Regions from separate parts of the Homo sapiens genome. Here region 1 is linked to region 2. Evidence: read pairs that join two places in POLR2A ChIA-PET (ENCODE). Cell type or tissue: MCF 10A. All regions are shown on one strand.

Region 1 (2,500 bases), 71 kb before region 2:
AAATAAACTGTTTCATCCAGCTGCTTTCTGCCTGTTAACCTTTGCCACTTCCATTCCTTCAAGTGTGTAATCCCCAGGGTTGTCTTGTATTACACACATCCTTGTTAAGTAAATATACCACTGTTGATTTCTTCTTCCAGTGCAACATTTGGATTAAATAAAAATCTTTAGTTTCCAGATCTTGAGGATTAGTTTCATTGACTATTCATCAAAACAAAGGAGAAACCTGACCTAAAAGTTCTTGCTAAAGTAACATATCCATCATTTAAAGCATTTTTTATACAAATGCATTTTATTGTTTTAAACAGAACAAAAGAAGAGGCAGAAAATATTTGCATATAACAAATCCTAGCTTATAAATGTAGTTTTTTAGCGGTGATGTCTCTAATCATCATTCAGGGATTTTTTTTTTTTTTTTTTTTAATTTGCTTCACTGTGTCTCGAGCACTGATATTGGAGAAAAGCACATCCGGCATAAAGTGTAAACCAGTGTCTCAAACCACTGGAAGAACCGGGAGAGCAAACATGATTTTTCTTATTTCCTCTAAGTAATCTTTCTTTAGTAAAACAACAAGTGATCTTTGGCATAGATTCATACTTTAAAGGCATTAATATTGCATTTATATCAGGCAAGCAACTATACAAATATGCTGAGGGCCTTGAAAATAATCATCCTCATTATAAAGGAAATAGTGAAAGCCTGAGTGTAAAGGACCAACTTAAGTTGTACACATTCGATGTTGGGAACTAACACACAGCGATGGGTGGGAAGGAAGGATGTTCAGGCAAGGTTCTTACTCCTTTACTCATCTGGTTCTGGCTTTGGGAAAAAATAAGGTTTCATGTGCTGGGAAATACTTAGCAGTAATAAGTACCAAAAAGGAAACACTGCCCTCTCATTTTGCCTAGTAGGAACTTACTGTGGTGATAAGAAATATGAAACCCATTACTCTCTTGAACCCCATACTTGGGAGTAGATGCAGAGAGCTTGGTTGTAGTTGGTTGCAGGGAGGTAGGAATTACAGGAGTAGTATTTCCCATTGATTCATCTTCAGCAGCACTAGAATTCTAGTCTGCAAATACCACTCTCCCTTAGGCAGGAAGTGTCCTTCAGACAGGGCTGCCTTGCCATTAAACACTCTTAGGGGACAAGCACTCCTCTTTCTTAGGACTGAATTTAAAAAGGATCTTTTAGAGTTACAGATGAACAAACACCTACATGTCTTTAAAATCTTGTTTAGAAAGGATGTGGAGGAAGGCTACAAAAACCAGGATAGGAGACATGTTTTGGTTAAAATTAAAATGCAGCATTTCAGCTCAAAATGAACAATTAAGAGCTAAGAATGAATGATAAGGCCTCAGCACAGACCTCTGCAGGCAGTGACTAAGCATGGAGTGCCGGGAGTGGCCCTGCTGGGAAGATGGCAGGGCCACACCCTGGCTACTCTGCCCTTCCAGTGGCAGAGAGCACCAGGACACAGTGTGTTCATGGGATGGCTACCTTGGCGGGCTGAGGCAGGATATGGGACGGGAAGTTTCCCTAGCACAGACATTGCTCAGGGGCATGGTAAAAGCAGAATCATATGATTCTGTGATTTCTTCCTGACAGTGAAGTACAGTTTTATATTGTGGGAAACTAGAAGGATTAAACTGAGGAAGGGCAGGAAATGAATCCAGGCCCCCATATGCTGGGGCTCCACAGAGGCCACCTTCCCCTGTAGCAGCAAAGCTCACTTCTGAAAAGGACCCAGGTAGCACAGCCCAGGGAAGGAAGGTATGGTTGGCAGCAACATGGAAAGCTCAAAACAATTTTGGGAGGCACAGCAATTTTCTTCTTAGTAACTGATTTGCCTGGGCCCTGGGTCTTGGGATTCTGGAAGAGTGAATGGGAGCCAAGGAAAGAGAAACAGAGGGAAGTGTCCCCTAGGGAACAAGGGCAGAGCAGAGTGTCTGGCTAGTGTTCACTTGGATTCTGAGCTTATGTGAAGTCCATGGGCTAGAAACCCAGTCTGCCTATTGGGATAGAGGGTGCACAAGTGTAACTGTGTTTGAGAATACAGGCTTTATACAGAAACACATTTCAAAGTGTCCATGAAAAAAGAGTATAAATGTCTTCTAATTTGAAGAGGCCCCCATTCCTTTCTGATGTGCCAGGCCAGGATGTGATTTTTCAGCTCCCAGCAACTCTGGGCAGCTCCTGGGACTCAGATCATTTTCCTTCTTTTTAGTAGAGGTTTCTGTGCCAGCCAGGCTCAGCCAGGTGCCTACTGGTACCAGGGAGTCTTTCTAACCCAGCGCAGTGTAAATCCAGCATCTGTTCGAATTTTGATTGAAGCAGCTTCAGCTTCCCGCACAGTCTCCTTCACAGACTGCATGAGGTTCTGGGCATTGTGAACCAGCATCTCTGTGGCCTGCAAGGAAAAAGGTACTTTCCGTTACCCAGGGTCCCTGATGCAGGCCTGTCTCTAAAATAGGTTTCAGCCAGGAGTGGGATGCAGCT
Region 2 (2,500 bases):
TCCCATTAAAGAAAACATAATAACAAGCATATTATACTTCAATGAAAGTTTAAAAAAAAACATAATGAGAAGGAATGAGAGGGATATTATTATACACGTGAACTTAAATATGCTCAATTAAGTTTTTGTTTGTTTGTTTGTTTGTTTGTTTTTTTGAGATGGAGTCTCGCTCTGTCGCCCAGGCTGGAGTGCAGTGGCGCAATCTCAGCTCACTGCAAACTCCGCCTCCTGGGTTCACGCATTCTCCTGCCTCAGCCTCCTGAGTAGCTGGGACTACTGGTGCCTGCCACCACGTCCGGCTAATTTTTTGTATTTTTAGTAGAGACGGGGTTTCACCGTGGTCTCGATCTCCTGACCTCACAATCCCCCCGCCTCGGCCTCCCAAAGTGCTGGGATTACAGGCATGAGCCACCACGCCTGACCTCTCAATTAATTTTTTCTTTTAAAGCAAAGCATTAGTATCCTCTGGCACTTTATTACTGTTAATATATTATTTGCAATATATCTCACAAGTGACTATTCATTACACACTGGTAGGAACTACTATTCTATAAACAGCACTCAGCATGCTAGGCACATAGAAGGCAATCAGTAAATAATTAACCAAGGAGCATGTCTAGCCCATTAATCAATTATATATAAAACATTACTGCCACAGCAGTCTGATGATGATGATGACGAAGAAGAAAATGACAACTGACAGTGATACAAAATGTAAACATGGAGTACAGTAGCTGACTCCCCTGCTGACAGTCTCAAAAGGAACAAATGATTTCTTTTCTTTTTTTTTTTTTTTTGAGACAGAGTTTCGCTCTTGCCCAGGCTGGAATGCATGGCATGATCTCGGCTCACTGCAACCTCCACCACCTGGGTTCAAGTGATTCTCCTACCTCAGCCTCCCAAGTAGCTGGGATTACAGGTATGTGCCACCACGCCCGGCTAGTTTTGAATTTTTAGTAGAGATGGGGTTTCACCATGTTGGCCAGGCTGGTTTTGAACTCTTGACCTCAAGTGATCCACCTGCCTCAGCCTCCCAAAGTGCTGGGATTATAGGCGTGAGCTAGCGCACCCAGCCAGGAACAAATGATTTCTTATAGGGTTATAAGGTTAGTCTAACCAACATTTTAACAATACAGCATAGCTGCTGCACTCCTGAAGTTTATGACAATCTGGGCAGTTTCGATGGCAATCACCATGCAACCCTACACCTCTTATGCAACACTGTGGCTATTATTGCAGTCTTGGGTAAAATTAGTAAATTGTGAGCTCTATCTGCCAGTGCAGCCAGGGATCAAATAACTTTAGCTCCACCCAAGAGAAAGGCTGTGACCATGCAAATCTTGTTCTATATTAAAATGGCTCTCACTTTTACAGTAAGGAATTGCCTGAGCACTGGAAGTTCCTCATCGACAATTGTATCATTTTAAATGTATTAAACCCATTTTTCCATATGCCCTAATTGCCAATCACACAAATAGCCTATGATAGGATCTTGAGATCCCCAAATCCTAAAAGTATCATATCTTTCCCTGAAAAATCTTTAAATATATATCAGATAGCTTAGGTATAAATCTATCTACAGGCCAAGTATCTTCTGTTTTCTCTAGCCTTGACATCTTAACATTCTAGGAGTACAGACTGATCTAACAATAAATGTTTAAATATTTTAGCCTTTAGTGTTGCTTAAGCAGTCACTTGAGAAGTCCTTGCAAAAGTAGACTACAGAGGAAGTTTCAGTCGGTCATGCCCTAGAAATTTCTAAACATCAACCAAGCAGCTCAAAAGAATGTCCTACTCAATAGTTCCAAGGATGTCATTAATTGCTTCCATCTGTTTCCCCCTTCTCTGTCCCTGTCTTTTCCAAGTCAAGGCATCTACTATTTTCTGCTTCATTTTGCATTCTATAGAAAAACAAGAAAAGCAAACATAAAAATCCATCACGGTTTGTTTTATTTTGTTTTGTTTTACACAGGGTCTCACTCTGTCACCCAGGCTGGAGTGCAGTGGCATAATGACAGCTCACTGCAGCCTCGACCTCCTGGGCTTAAGCAATCCTCCCACCTCGGCCTCCCAAAGTGCTGGGATTACAGGCGTGAGCCACCATGCCCAGCGATCAATGATTTTTTAATTCTGTCATGTCTTCCACATTTATTGGTTAGAATTCACCTTACAACTAGGGCTATTGGGCTACTCTAAAAATTTTGTACAGGAAAGGCAAGATAAATGCTTAATTTCCTTTAAATTACCAATTATTAGAGTAAGGGGTTGATGCCCTAGTTACCACACAGGGTGATCAGTAAAGTTTTATTTTGTTTTAAAGTGACCAAATTTTTTGAAATTTTTATCACAACTAGGGTGTGCTCATTTTTAATTTTTCTAAGTCCCCAAAGAAGTCTGTGAAAGCACATAGCATATTTCAGAATATGTCTCTGGGGATAAGCAAAAATAAGTTTCCTGACAAAATCCACTTACCAATCAAATCATATTCATAGACTAGAAT

The links. Peaks named below come from ENCODE experiments on the same cell type or tissue, not always from the same donor. Only the 100,000 strongest peaks of a DNase experiment are listed, where the experiment ranks them.
Region 1: POLR2A ChIA-PET joins it to region 2 with 6 read pairs; 4 of 35 experiments call an interaction of 5 or more read pairs at or near these places.

What each region holds. Positions count from the first base shown.
Region 1 is chr10:74,117,934-74,120,433 of GRCh38, reverse strand. VCL (vinculin) reads right to left here. Exons shown (of 22, transcript NM_014000.3): 22 at 265-2,411. The coding sequence ends at 2,265. It overlaps AP3M1 (adaptor related protein complex 3 subunit mu 1), which reads left to right. Exons shown (of 9, transcript NM_012095.6): 9 at 1-179. Among named protein-coding and RNA genes, the nearest start is that of AP3M1, 32 kb to the left of the region's middle. In MCF 10A, no CTCF peak of the experiment used is centred here; a DNase peak (open chromatin) is centred at 1,433.
Region 2 is chr10:74,046,762-74,049,261 of GRCh38, reverse strand. All of the region lies in intron 2 of VCL (vinculin), which reads right to left. Among named protein-coding and RNA genes, the nearest start is that of VCL, 50 kb to the right of the region's middle. In MCF 10A, no CTCF peak of the experiment used is centred here; a DNase peak (open chromatin) is centred at 1,231.